Regions from separate parts of the Homo sapiens genome. Here region 2 is linked to region 1. Evidence: read pairs that join two places in POLR2A ChIA-PET (ENCODE). Cell type or tissue: Panc1. All regions are shown on one strand.

Region 1 (8,000 bases):
AAAGCTTTTGGACATCTCACAGGGAGATGGTCCCTATGTCCTCTCTTACAGATGCACATGGACAGCCTCACCCTCCCTCTGGGGCAGCTATTATGCATTCAGTAATGCCCTTTCAGTCCTTAGCCATACTCAAATATGACAGTGAGTTTCCAACCCTTTTTTCATTCCCCTTGTTAAGTGTCAGAATTGCATTTGACTTTATGTAACAGAGAAGTCCCAGATAGCAATAATTTTGAAAGAAAGCAGTTGGTTTCTCCCTCACAAGAGAAGAAAGCCCATCAGCTAGCAATCTAGATGTCTTACAGGCACTCCATGAAGGCTTAAGGCCTTTCTGCTTTCTGCTTGTCATCCCTGTTCTGTGTGGCTCCCATATTCATGGTCCAGTATGGCTGCTGACATCCAGTCATCAAGATAGAATTCCAGGCAGTAGGTGGAGAAAGAGGGAGGATCCCTTCCCTGCATAGAATATTCCTGGACTTTTTAACTCCATACTTGACCTGGTTTTGACTCCTGCAAGTCCTCCTTCCTCTGACCCTCCCTGATGGAATATCTAGGAGAACACTTCCAACCTGGTCCTTATGCCATCTGAGCCAGCACTGCCAAGAATATTCTCAAACAAAAATGGGTTTCTCTCAATATAAAGAGGATCTGTTTTTAAAAATATCCATTGGTTAGGAAGTGGAGGAAAGCTTCATCTACTGATGGAGGTAAATTTGCTGCTTCTGGTGGCATTTTAGCAACATCTGTAAGAAGACTTCAGTGAGGAGAAGCAGACATCAGTACCTCCCAAGTCCATCTGATCCTTAGTTCTTGTTTCTTTCATGTCAGCAGTAGGCACATTGGTGCCATGGTTTTCAGATGCTAGAACAGTGGTTTGGAGATTGATAGTATTCTTGCAGATAGGAAGGGCAAAAGCTCACGCTGGAATGCCTGGACTGGAAAATTCACATGAAGCTTTTTGCAAAACTTTTTAGATACATGAACTTTTAGAAAAACATATGTCATTTTTCTGATTGCAAATGTAGACTGATTGTGCATATATACCCATAAATTTTGCTAATGGTGTGGGGATCATTTCAGTCCAGTCCTATAGTTTGCTGGATTATAATTCAATGTCTGCTTTGTGTTTGTTGGGACATTTTTATTGGCTGCGCAAATTTCGACAAGTCACCTAGTAGCTATGACTGTGATTGCAGTTTACTTGAGAATAGACTGGGGATGATGACCCCGGCATCCCGCAGAAACACCTTAAGGATTTAACGTTTTACCTGCATCTACATTAAAACGCACAGTATCTCTCAGATATGTATGTGTATGATCGCCAGATGGGAGCTATCCGTATCTTTCTGAAACAGTCACTGGCGCTGTTGCTGTGTGAGTACAATTGCCTTCATACTCATTACTGTCTGCTCATTGCTGATCACTGTAAAACTGAAAGAATGTCTCCAAACATTCTGCTTTGAAATATAACTCAATTTATTTCAAAATGTTATTTTCACTCCAAAATAATGTCCTTTGTTTTATTAACTTCATTTTTTTCCCAGCACATAAACTCATTTGCTTTTCATATTTTATATTCACAAGCATTTCTTTGTATTATCCATTAATTAGCAGAGCACTACATATGTTTTAGAAGGATGCTATTTATGGACAAAATAGTAAGGTTACTGTTTTTTTTCCCCTTTCTAAATAAAAAATATATATATTCTTTAAATCTTTCTGTTTGCAGCCAACTCCTGAGGACATCTGTAAGATTTCTGCTTACTGTTGAAGATAAATTTTTCAGTTAGTATGTCTTCTTTGTAATTCAATTACTTCCTGTTTCAATGCCAACTTTGTTAGATTATGATCAGTTTTTATGTATACAATGCCAATTGCCAGCTATTGAGATCCTAGACATGGTATAAATATTTAACATTAATAATAATACATTTTTCCTTGTCCTGTGAAGTATGATAAACATCTTTACTATTTTTATCATGCAGGTAGAAATTTACTTTAAAAATTATAGTCACTTATTTCATTTGACCCACTTTTTAAGAAGCCATTGATATCCTCAGGGCATTTTTTTTTTCATTCCACTTCCCTCAAAAGGCATTGTGTCTATTAAGGAGAACTACTTCTCAGTATCTAACTGAATCTCACTTCCACAAAGTTCCTCTTATTTAGCAAAACATCAAGTCTTTTCTGTGTAATTTACATTCGGCAATGATGTTTACACCACATTTTTTGTTTATACAGAGCTACAATGCTATAAAATAGAGACCTAGGAGAGTCAATTTATTGCAAAAACATAAGTTAAAAAAATAAAAAAAACTATTAATCAGTCCATCCCCACAAATCGATGATGAAAGAGGAGCCTCTGTTCCTTTTCACAACTGCAGAGAGCTCCGGAATTGGACTCCAAGGTAATTGCTTGACTCCCAGAGAGTCCTTCCCCTTCACACTGATGCTTTATAGATGACTATTGAACTGTTCCTGGAACACGACAAATCTAAATTAACCTGAAATACAACAGGGATTTCAGGAGTTAGATCACGAGTCCAGAGAAGAATTTGAAAATATCTCTATTTCAGGAAGCCTTATCTTAATTATTTTTCTTATCAATGTAAGCATAACATTTTCAAACGGTGCATGATAAGCCTAAGACTTAAATACATATCAGCCTGCTGCCATATCCCTCTAGCTCCCACCACAAAATTCTAGACACACACCTCAACCTCCCACCCTTGGGACAGAGAGATTTCTTTAACTGGCGTTTTTTGTTTCTATGAATGCTATTTATTGATTCTATCACCATACGTTTGCCATAAAATGACCAGGGTTGTTCTTTTACAATGAAATACTTCTTTCTGTAAAGCAGTATTTCATTGTAAAAGAACTGGCTAAAACAATGGGTTGGAAAAAGAAAACATAATTCAATTTACTGTTTGGCTCATTGATAAAACACAAAACATGCAAATAATGACTATCAAAACAAAATGAAACAAAACAAACAAAGGAAAAAATAACAGCAAACACGGGTTTATTATCTTCCTTGGAGAAGGCAATGCTGTGGAAAATAATGAATTGAATAAATGCAGGAAGACACCCCATCATATAAGGATAAGAAGAAAATGCTAAACAAGTTGATTCACTGAACTGACTGGTTAGATGAATAAGCTAATTATTGTCACTATGTTTAGACTGACCCAAACGTATTGTTACAAATTCCTAACATTCTGTTCTGTCTAAAAAGAGTGAATAAATTTTCTCTTTCCCATGGTTAGTGTATTGGGTGCCAGGTAAAATATTAAACTAAAAATTCTCTTTAATCCCCGACCTTGACACTATGTAATTCAAATGAAATGACCTCTTACCAGGTCTATCTTTTCAATTTAAAATAAAGGAATGAGACTCATTCTGTCTCATGTCTTTTAGCCAAATAGAACATACGTAGGGATGGGAGAGCTCACTGACATATTCAGGAGAAATGGGAAAAATGAGTGTCAAACCCCATATTGAATAGGAATTATGCACAATGAATCTCTGATGACCTGTTGCTTATGAGGTTAGTCTTATTACACAAGTGCGGAATTAATACATTTTAGAAATGCAATTTAATTTTTAACTCATGGTTAATAGAAGTAAAAACATGTACTTAAAAAGATTTCAGCAATATCATAAGATTGATTTTAATTTGGATGCTTATGGTTTCCTCTTCCAAATGAGCATTGAACTGGCATTACATATTAAAATTAATTAATTAAAAAGGCTAACAACACCTTAAACAAATTAATAACTCCTAAAATGTCTCTCTACACATAAACATGGAGACACACAGTTGTGGCACGGACTGTCAATTAAATAATGCACAGGCAATTGCTGTTGAGTAACAGAAGATTTTTAAATCAGATTAAATAAAACATGAATTACTATTAGAATTACAATTAATTAAACATATAAAAATGATACCTGATCTACAAGCTCATTCAATTCTTACAACACTTCCTTAGAGAAGAAGCCAGCTTTGAGGGTACTTATATGCCGTTTTTTTAAAAAATAAAATTATCTGAAACACATTTAGACTCACAGGGCTGTTGCAAAGAGAGTACAGAGAACTCCACTAAGCAAACTCAGATTGCCACTGGTGCAATGTCAGAAATTAAATTGCTGGTTTTATTTGTATTTATTTCACTGATATTTCTGCCAATGTCCATTTTCTGTTCCCGGTCTGGTCCCAGAGCCCACATTACATTTAGATAATATGTCTTTTCAGTCTCCTCCGATTCCACCAGTGTCTCTGCTGTGGCCTGAACACTGGGGACTGTTGTGGGGTGGGGGGAGTGGGGAGGGATAGCATTGGGAGATATACCTAATGCTAGATGACGAGTTAGTGGGTGAAGTGCACCAACATGGCACATGTATACATATGTAACTAACCTGCACATTGTGCACATGTACCCTAAAACTTGAAGTATAATAATAATTTAAAAAAAAAAAAAGAAAGAGCACAGCCAGAGCTGCTGCCAAGCAGCACCCACTTAGAGACTGTGTGGTGCGTTCGGCTCTTCAGAACTCCAGTAAGGTCAAGAGCTCTTCTGGGCACACCGATCAGGGCTCAGGACATCAAGGTATCCCGTGATGCTTGGTGTCAACCTTGATTCCTGGTTAAGGTGGGTCTGGCTGGCCTCCTTACTATACAGGTACTGTTGTCTGTTAGTGGACAACAAAATTGTATAGGAGACATTTTAAGGTCCTTTGAATACCCTGTTGCTCCTTATACTTTCACCTGCCGGCTTTCTCATTTTAACATTTATTTAATCCTGCCCACAGCAGGTATTTCTGTGTTGTTTCAACGGTAATTTTCTATTTCCCTTACCCTTTATTTACGGAAATTCATTTGTTAGGGAGGTTTGTCTCTCATCCTCTTTTATTGTAATTTTTATTTATTTAGAGACAGAGTCTCACTCTGTCACCCAGGCTGGAATAGAGTGTTGCAATCACAGCTCACTGCACGCAGCCTTGATCTCCTGGGCTCAAGTGATGGTCCCATGTCAGTATCCCGAGTATCTGGTACCACAGGCACGTGCCACCTTGCCCAGCTAATTTTCGTATTTTTTGTAGAGATGGGGCCTCACTGTGTTGCCCAGGCCGGTCTCAAACTCCTGGGCTCAAGAGATCCGCCTGCCTCGGCCTCCCAACGTGCTGGGATTTACAGGCGTGAGCCACCGGGCCCAGCCCTGCTTATTTATATCAATATGCACCCATGGGTATTGATTTTCCGGCTGCTCGGATTGTTCCAGCGTTGACCGTCATTGCTCTTTCAGGTGTTTCCTGAGCCTTTTTGCATGCCTCCGGCTTATTCTTTCTTTTCTTTTTACTCTCTCACCCTAATTAAGCTCCACAAGATGTTACATGCTTATATAGTATTGTTCTTCCCCAGCTTTAGAATCTTCTCTAAGGGGCCTTGGTTTCTTGTATAGGAAAATGCTCTTTAGAAACTAGATCTGTGACCTCACATCGTGTGTTCATTGCTATGGAAATGTCGCAATTTCTAAAGTTCTCTCAGCGGACAAAACAGAAAACATATATATGTATATTAACCCATGTATACACACATATATATTCATTTCTGTGTTTATTCCTATGAATTTATATATATGTATATATATTTTTCTTTGACTTCATGCTGATATCTTCCATCCCAGTGCAACACGACAAAGTTTATTCTAACCATTTCCCTTTGCTTACTTGAAACTTCCTTCTCCAGTAGTGAGAGAGCTCACTCTCATTGGCTTCTATATATTTAATTATTTTTTAACCTTAAAACATATCAAACACAACTTCTGAATTTCTTTTATGGTTTTTTATCTAAGAAATGTCATATGGTCCAGCATCACTTATTAAATATTTTATCATTTTGTTTTTTATCTAAGAAAAGTCACATGGTCCAGCATCATTTATTAAAAGTAATATCTTTTCCCATTGCCTTACCTTGACACTTTCGTAAGACAGCAATTGAAGGTCCATATGTGTGTCTAGTTCTCAATTCTATTTTTCCCTTTGATCCTTATTTTTATCTTTACACCGATACCTTCCGTTGATGAGCTCTACAACTTTATTGTTCTAAAAATAAAACCGTGATAAGTCAATGTTTCTTCTTTTTTAAATAACAGCTTTATTGGATTACAATTTACGTACCATAAACTTATCTTGATTTAAATAATAATGCAATGATTTTGGTCTATTTACTGACCTGTGCCAACAATATATTGTGAGAACATTTCCATCATTTCAAAAAGAAACCTCATGCCCACTGGCAGTCAATCCCTATTCTCACCCCCAGCCCCAGGTAACCACTCATCTACCTCCTTCTTTGTAGACTCTGCTACTCTGGACATTTCACATAAAAGAAACAATACAACATATCCAGGATTGCATCTGGCTTCTTCCATTTAGCATAGTGTTTTAGCGACTCGTTTGCATGGTAATGTATTCCTGTACTTTGCTACTCTTTATTATTGAACGACATTCCATTGTATGGTATACCATATTTTGTATCCATTCACCATTTGATAGACATTTGCATTTTTCCCACTTTTGGGCTCTTATGAATATACTGTTCTGAACATTTGGCTACAAACGTTCATGTGGACATATGTATTCATATCTTTTGGGTAGATGCCTAGACTTGGAATTGCTGGATCATATGGTAACTCCATTTTTAACTATTTGAGAAACTGTTGCACTGTTTTCTAAAGCAGCTCTATCATTTTACATCTTCATCAACAAAATATGAAGACTTCAGTTTCTATCTATTATTGTCAACACTTATTATTATCAGTTTTTTTGATTACAGCGTTCTTGTTTTTCAATTTGCATTTCGTAATGATCAATGTTGTCTCTTTTTTCTTTCTTTTTTAACAGTCATTCATATGAATTCTTGTTGAAATGTCTTTTTAAGTCTTTCAACTATTATTTTAAATTGATATTTTTGTCTTATTATTATTGAGGTGTAAAAGTTCTTTTTATATTCAAGTTCTGTATCAGGTGTATTGTTTGCAAATGTTTTCACCGAAATTACAATTTTGTTTTTCATTTTATTAAATCTGTCTCTTGAAGCACAAAAATATTAATAATGATAGAATCTACTTTATATTTTTTCTTTTATGGGTCATGCATTCATTGTCATATTTAATAACTCTTGGACTCCAGATAAGTTGCAAAGATTTTTCTCCCATGTTTTCTTCTAAAAGTTTTAAAATTTTACCTGTCCCATTTAGGTCTACGGTGATATTTTAGTTAATTTTTGTGTAACGCTCAAGGATCTAAAGTCAATGTTTACAGATGTCTAATATTTCAGAAGCACTTTTTAAAACATTGTGCCTTATGAATTGAATTGCCTTGAAACTTTGTCAAATATCAACACTAAAACTGTCACTGAACTCCCAAGTCTTCTTCATGGATTTGCATGTGTATCCTTGTGCCAGTAGCACATGGTCTTGGTCTTGATTACTGTAGGGTTAGAGTAACTTTTGAAATTAGAAAGTGTGAGTTCTCTAATTCACAGAGTACTTATACTTTCTAATTCTGCATTTCAAAATTGTTTTTCATATTCTGTGTGCTTTCCATATCCATGTAAATTTTAGGACTGGGCCTGGTGTGGTGGCTCATGACTGTAATCCCAGCAATTTGGGATGCTGAGGCAGGGGGATGCATAAGTCCAGGTGTCTGAGCCCAGCCTGGGCAACATAGTGGGACTCTGTCTCTACAAAAAAGCATTTTAAAAAAATTAGCTGCATGTGGTGGCATGTGCCAGTATCCCTAGCTACTCAGGAGGCTGAGGCAGGAGGATCAATTGAGCCCAGGAGGTTGAGGCAGCAGTGAGCCGTGATCACACCACTGCAGTCCAGCCTGGGTGATAGAGTGAGACCCTGTCTCAAAAAAAAAAAAAATAAATGAATAAATAAATAACTTTTAGGACCAGCTTGTTAATTTTTGCAAAATAAGCCATTGAA
Region 2 (8,000 bases), 140 kb after region 1:
GAAAATCCAGTAATGCAATCCAGCATATTAACAAGCCAAGCTAAAGAAGAAAAGCATATGCTCTTAACGATTGACCCAGAAAAAAGCCTTTAACAAAAGTCATCACTTATTCATGTTAAAAATTCTCTGAAAAATGTTAATGGAAGGGAACTTCATCAACTTTATAAAGAGTTTCTACTGAAAAACATAAATGAAAACAACTCTACAGCTTGTTCTACTTGATGATGAAAGACTGAATGTTTTCCCCCTAAGATGAGGAACAAGCCAAAATCTCTATTCTTGCCACTGTTATTTCGCATATTACTAGAAGTTCCTGTTAATGCAATAATGCAAGAAAAAATTGATGGGACACAAAACAAAAATGAAAAAATAAAACTCTCTATTTTACACACGACTTCATTGTCTACATAGAAAATCTCAAGATATCTAAACAAAACAAAATGAAACTCTAGAACTAGTTACTGAACTCAGTTATTACAGAATACAAGATAAACATACAAAATTTATGTGTATTTTTAAGGCTAACAATGAACACAATGAACAAGAAAATTGAAAATAAAATAACATTTAAAATTGTTTAAAAAGAAATAGGCATAAATTTAATAAAGCTTATATAGGGCTGGGCACAGTGGCTCACACCTGTAATCTCAACATTTTGGGAGGCTGAGGAAGGAGGATTGCTTGAGCCCTGGAATTTGAGACCAGCCTGGGCAAGATGGAGAGATCCCACCTCTACAAAATAATTATAATAATTAGTCAGGCATGGTGGTACATACCTGTAGCCCCAGCTACTCCGATAGCTGAGACGGGAAGATCTCTTGAGCCCAGGGATTCAAAGATCCAGTGAGCTGTGATTGCACCACTACACTCCAGCCTAGATGAGAGAGAGTGAGACCCTGTCATATATATATGTAGGACTATACGACTTGTATGCTGAAAGCTTTAAAATGCTAATGAAATAATTAAAGAGCTAAATAACTGAGGACACATACCATAACCATGGATTGGAAGACGGCATAGTAAAGACGCCTGTCATCTCCAAGTTTATATACAGATTCAATCCAGTGTCTATCAAAATTCCAGCAAAATTTTTGTGGATGCAGACAAGTTTATTCTCAAACTTATGTAGAAAGACATAGGAATAAATAAACAATTTTTAAAGGAAAAATGAAGTGGGAGGAATCAATCCAGTTTCCAGGCTTATGTTGATGCACTAATCACAACTGTGTGGTAATTCATAGTGGATAGACACGTGGATAAATTGAACAGAATAGAAAACCTAGAAATAGACCCACACATACACGCATGACTTTTATAAAAATTGATGAGTTGTATCTAAAACTCACATGGAAATATAAAAAACTATAGTTTTTTTATATATAAAGATAAAATATAAAAAGTGATTTATTTTAAAGCAGAAGAAAGTTGGAGGATTTATTCCAGTTGATTTTAGAACTGACTCTAAAGCTACAGTAAACAAGACTATGTGGTATTGGTGAAAAAACAGATGACTATGTCTATGAAACTACAGAGAATGTGTAGAGAATGCTTCTCAATCTTGGCCTGTTGACATTTGGGGACAGATAATTCTTTGTTGTGGGGCTGCCCAGTGATTTGTAGGACTTTATCAGCATCTCTGACCTCTATATACAAATGCTATTTAATAGTAGTATCTTCCAGTTATGACAAGCAAAATTGTCTGCAGACATTAACAAATGTTCCCTAGGGGGCAACTGGGCAAAAAATTACCCTTAATTCAGAACTACTTGTTTAGAAGTTGACCTACACATGTATGTTAAGTAGATTTTTGACAAAGATATCAAGGCAATTCAATGGGAAGCAGAAAGTTATTTCAAAAAATGATGCTGGAAAATTAGACACAGGTGCTTTACTCACACCGTAGAAACCCCAAAAGTAACTTGAAATGGATCACAGACATTAATATAAAACCTAAAACTAAAACAGGCAAGCTACTACCAAACACCTTCTGGAAAGACTGAAGACTGTGACCACACCAAGGACTGGTGAGGACATAGGACACACATACCTCTCAAACAGTGGGTGAGTATGGTGTGACAGCTTTGGAAAAAATTTGGCAATTCTTTTTGACAAGTAAAAAATACATCTATCTCGTAGTCTACTTGGGCTTCTACAACAAAGCACCACAGACTGGGTGGCTTATAAACAGAAATTTATTTCTCACAGGTGCGGAGGCTGGAAGTTGAAGATCACGGTGCCAGCAGATTCGCGGTCCAGTGAGGACCGGCTTCCTGGTTCATGGACGGCACCTTCTGACTGTCCTCACATGGCAGAAGGGGTGAGGGAGCTCTCTGAAGTCTGTTTTAGAAGAGCACTAATCCCTGATGGCCAGTGATGATGAGCATTTTTTCATGTGTCTGTTGGCTGCATAAATATCTTCTTTTGAGAAGTGTGTTCATACCTTTCACCCACTTTTTGACGGGGTTTTTTTTTTCTTGTAAATTTGTTTGAGTTCTTTGTAGATTCTGGATATTAGCCCTTTGTCAGATGAGTAGATTCCAAAAATTTTCTCCCATTCTGTAGGTTGCCTGTTCAATCATTCTCAGCAAACTATCACAAGGACAAAAAACCAAACACCGCATGTTCTCACTCATAGGTGGGAATTGAACATTGAGAACACCTGGACACAGGAAAGGGGACCTCACACTCCAGGACCTGTTGTGGGGTGAGGGGAGGTGGGAGGGATAGCATTAGGAGATATACCTAATGTAAATGACGAGTTAATGGATGCAGCACACCAACATGGCACATGTGTACATATGTAACAAACCTGCACGTTGTGCACATGTACCCTAGAACTTAAAGTATAATTTAAAAAATACATACATATATGTATATAAAGAAGAGCACTAATCTCTTTCATGAGGACTATAGTCTCTTGGCCTAATAAGCTCACAAAGGCCCCACCTCCTGATATCATCACTTTAGAGGAGGGGATTTCAACATGTGAATTTTAGAGGGATGCACATTCATACCACAGCAACCTACTATAACTAGAAGCTCTGCCACTAGTAATTACTTACCCAAGAAAGAAAGCCATACATGTCTATACAAAGACTTATACATGAGTGTTCATTGCAGTTTTATTTGCAATTACCAAAAAAATGGAAACATTCCAAAATGCACATGATAGGCTTATGGATATACAAAATGTAGTATATTCCATTGAAAACTACTCAGCAATATAAAAAGAGCAGCCTTCTGAATCATGCAACAATATGGATGGATCTTGAAATAATTCTGTGAGTGAATAAAATCAGACAAAAACGTACTGCTCTATAATTTCATTTATACAACATTCTTGAAATTGCAAATTAATCCATACTGACGAGAAGTAAACCATTGATTGCAGAGAAAGGGTTGAATGAAGAGATGAATGCACAACGGTGTGAAGAAACTTTTGGGGAAGGTAGAAATGTTGGGTATCTTGATTATGGTGTGGTTTCACCCAGCATACATATGTGAAAATTCTTCAAATTGTGAAATTTCTACATGTGCAGCTTCGGAGGCATAAATTTTTCCTCAACACAGCTGAAAAAATTAAATTTAAATTGGCACACAGTTAACCCACTAAAGAAAATTATGGTTTTACTTTGTAACTTTTCCAGTTTTTGAACAAAGCTCAGATCATAAAACTGTCTCAAGAATAACATTATTCCTGGACATTGTTGACTTAATAGAAATCACAATTTATACATTTTGAAAAGGAGAAAAGAAGTTTTTATTTCTTAGGGTTACAGCCTGCCAGGTGGCCAACCTGCAGGTTGGCCTCTAGTCAAGACCAAAGACAGGCACCATGAAGGAGGAGGGGTTGGGGTAGGACATACATATTCAACAGGTTACAGGAGGAGTTACGAATATTCATCAAGGGGTCTTGCCACATGGGCATTGAACAAACGTGCATGTAACATATGATCCATGTTCACTTTAGGGTGGAGACAACATTCAAATGCATTGCAATCAGGCCGTACATGTCAAAAGGTCTTTTCAGGACATGAAGTCCTGACAGTGTGCAGCCTCTGGAATCATTCCACAGTCAATGGTCTTCTTATATGAAAAAAAGCTACTGAAATCAGTCTCTTGTCCAGTCAAAGCTGGAGTCATGGCTTGTGGAACAGGGGGTCACTTAATCAGGGTCCAGCAGTGGATGAGCTGCAAATTCTTTCACTAGTGCTTATCTCCAGGCCAGTGCTTATTTAGCTGCTAGAGAAAGACAAAAAAAAAAAAAAAAGCTATGGCAGTGAGAACAAGCTTATTCTTCAAGGGTAGGTAAGTGACTTAAACCTCGCCTGCCATGGGTTTAGGTTCTGTTTATAATTTGATATCGTATTGTCAGAGAGTCTGTTCTGCCATTCTTATAATCTGTATTTTAACATCTATGCTGGTCAGTTGTGTCTAAACCCCAAAAGTGAGGGAGTATAATGAGCCATACCTCACCGCCCATCCTGTCATGTCCAGGAATTCAATCTTAAGGGTTTTCTGGCATCCGCTGGGCCAAAAATGAGTCCATTCAGTTAGTGAAGACTTAGAATTTCATTTGAAGTTTTCAACATAATATAGACTTTGGGATTATTTTTGCCATTTTTTTCCCATCGTGTGGTACCATTTAGAATTCTAATATATTCAGTTGCTCCTCAGAGGATAGTGTGGCTTACCAAAATTCCTCTCCTAATTTCTAAATTAAAAATATCTGGATTAAAAAATATAATTTGGATTGTCACTAGCAGACTTGAAAAATAAACGCTAAAATAAAAATATAAGAGTAGGTATATTTTCAGTTAAAAAATTCAGAGGCAGTAGGTGCTAAATGCAAAATGCAATTAGTAATTAATTGATTGATTAAAATTTTTCTTTAATCCCAGAACAAGAACCTTATTTAAAGGCTGAGGATGGTTTACACATGTAAGATTATTAACTAAGCCAATTGGAATTACAGTGAATGAAATAAAGAGTATTTGAAAAAGTATGATAACATTTGTTAGATGTGAATTGAAACATGAAAAAGAAAATTCTTTATGCAAGTGAATTAGACAACGGAAAAATAGAAAATGGAAATTCTTTATGCAAAAATGAATTAGATAATTCTCAGAGCATTTTGCTTTTTTCTTCTTTTTTTTTTACAAAACTTGGAAAGCAGTAGGTATGCAGATTCCGTATTTCAAAACAAAAGACTTGACTGTGATGAATGCCCCTCATGTGTCATCTTCTGAAAATCCTCCTTTGGGATAAATATTTTCCTTGCATAGATTGAAGATAACTTGATAAGAATTTTGGATTCTGGTGGAAAAAAACAAATCAGATGGATGTTTAGAAAATTTTACTGGAACTCAATTATTTGTGTACAATACCCTCTCCAAATCTCATGCTACTTTTTGGGATCCAGCAGCAACACAAGCTTTAGTACTAGAAAAGTGGACTGCTGTGCTACCAACGGGAAAAAATCAAACCCATAATATGAATGACAAGGCTTTCCAAATAACTACTACCCCCCATACACCAAAATACCTCAATAATACTAATAACCTTTTAAAGTAAAGAAATGAGAATTTCTTTGAGGTGAGATTTTGAGATAGATTGTAAGTACAAATACATTGATAAGCACTTACAAATTTAATTATAAGGACATCACTTACCTACAGCAAAATGATGCCGCATTAACACATGACCTCAAAACCATCATTAACAAAAAACTTAACATAATAAATTCTCATTTCACCCATGACTTTGCAAGTCTTCAATTTAGACGAGGCTCAGCTGAGCTGTTTTAGACAGGCTCACTCACATGCCTGGCAGGTTAATGGCCCTGGGATGGGGTAATGGAGTGTCTGAGCCATGTGTCTTTCATCTTTCTCAGGTTGGCTTGGGCACATCCTCTGGCACAAGTGCAAAAGTGGGTGATGGTGATTGGCAAGCATGCTCCCTCTGCAGGCACTGCACTCACTGACTTCCCATTACTCAGGTGATCACAGGGCTGAGTGCGGAGCCACCCTGGAAGGGAACCACAAGGTTGTGCAAAGGAACAAAATGTGGGTCATCGTCTGGACTATTCTGTCCCATTGATGCAACTTTTATCTTTACCACACTGTCTTAATTACTGCTATATTTTTATATTATGTGTCATGAGTTCTACATCCTGTTTCTCCAATTTGAAGAATGTTTTTACTTGTCTAGGTTTTTTGCATTTCCACAAAAATATCAACCAGCTTGTCAATTATTATTATTTTTTTGAGCCAGGGTCTCACTCTGTCACCCAGACTGGAATGTAGTGGCACAATTATAGCTCACTGCAGCCTCAACCTCCTGGGCACAAGTGATTCTCCCACCTCAACCTCCCTAGTAGCTAGAATCTCTAGTACAATGATGAACAAAAGTTCTGAGAAAAAAATCCTTCCTTACCCCTGATCATAGGTAGAAAGCATTAGGTATTTTAACATTAAATGTGATACAAGCTGAGGTTTTTTCTTAGATGCTCTTCTTTAAGTTAGGAAAGATTCATTCTATTCTTAGTTTGTCAAGAGCTTTTATCACTAATGAAAGTTGAATTATGTTAATGCCTTTTTTCATTTATTGAGATTTTCATATGATTTTTCTGCTTTATTCTGTTAACATAGAGAATTAATATTGGTTATGTTCTAAATATTACACCAATCTTGCATTCTTGTGGCAAACCCCACTTAGTCATGATATATAGTCTCTTCTGCATATTTTTGTTTTTACTTGGTGACATTTTATTAAGAGTTTTGCATCTATATTTGTGTTGGACAGACAATAAGGTGACCGAATGGTCTCTGACTACTAGCAGTCACAGCTTTGTGAATTCTCCGTGTGGAATCCCCTCTCGTTTTCTTGAGTGTGACCTGTGATTTGCTTTTAATCAACAGAAGGCAGCAAATGTGATAGATGTCTCTGTTTATATATGTGATTACATCATGGAGGATGTGGCTTTCATTAGGCCAGGGGACTCTTTCTTTTGGAGACTGAAGAGGCAAGCTGTGGACTGGAAGCTGGTGTGTGGAGAGGACCCCATTGAAAGCAGATTACAGCAGCCTCTATCGCACTGCAACACCCTTATGAAGGTAAACGCTGCTAACAGCTGCCTGAGTTTGGAAGCAGATCCTTCCCCATTTGACCCTCAGATGAGACAACAACCGTGGCTCACAGCTTTCTTGTAATCTTGCAACTCTGAGACAGATGGCAGAATCCACAGCTCACAGCAGGAGGAGCAGGACAAAGATGTTTGGACCCTGGGAAAAGTTGTCTTTAATTCTGAGCAGTTGCACTCTAATACACAAGTCCATCAAGTGCCTCATGCTCCCTTTCCTGTTCTTCATAAGAAAAGTGAGCACATCACTTTTAGACTTTAGAAAATATTCCTGCTTTTGCTTTGTTTTGTTTTCCTGTGCTGCTTCAGTGGATCAGTGCCTAAATTGATCAATAATTTTACCAACACTTCTGCCACACTTGCCTTTGATATTTTTCTCCATTCATTGTTTTATGATTGCTACAGCTGTGCTCATTGCCTTACAGTGGTTTTTGTCTTTTTTTTAGGTGTAGCTCTCTATCAGGTTGCCAGTAAGCAGTCTGGATCCTTCTATTCTTCTGAGCCCCTCTTGCATACCTGGGTTCAAGCACATCTAAGTATCACTAAATCCTGCTACACAAAGAGCATTCCATTTTACTGAAAATAGAAGCTAAAAAGGAGCCCACAAGAGCCGATTTTTTTTCCATTTTTCAACTTGCAGGAAGTATTTTTAACAACTTCGGAGAATAGAGCAGTCATTTTCAAAATTTTCCTTTCCTTCACATGTGTTCAAATTTTCTTTTTTTCAAAAATTTTAGTCCTCATACTGTGAGTCCTTCTTAGTAGTACTGAGAGTTTAGCTCACCATGTCTCTCAAGACAGTAGAGACCCCACGGGTACTTGGACTTGCAGTGCCAGCCATGATTTTCCAAAATGTTTA

Evidence for each region. Peaks named below come from ENCODE experiments on the same cell type or tissue, not always from the same donor. Only the 100,000 strongest peaks of a DNase experiment are listed, where the experiment ranks them.
Region 2: POLR2A ChIA-PET joins it to region 1 with 9 read pairs; 1 of 35 experiments calls an interaction of 5 or more read pairs at or near these places.

Annotation. Positions count from the first base shown.
Region 1 is chr10:4,435,892-4,443,891 of GRCh38, forward strand. No RefSeq gene overlaps it. Among named protein-coding and RNA genes, the nearest start is that of LINC00703, 56 kb to the left of the region's middle. In Panc1, no CTCF peak of the experiment used is centred here; no DNase peak of the experiment used is centred here; H3K27ac peaks cover 1,909 bases.
Region 2 is chr10:4,576,147-4,584,146 of GRCh38, forward strand. No RefSeq gene overlaps it. Among named protein-coding and RNA genes, the nearest start is that of LINC00705, 76 kb to the right of the region's middle. In Panc1, no CTCF peak of the experiment used is centred here; no DNase peak of the experiment used is centred here; H3K27ac peaks cover 197 bases.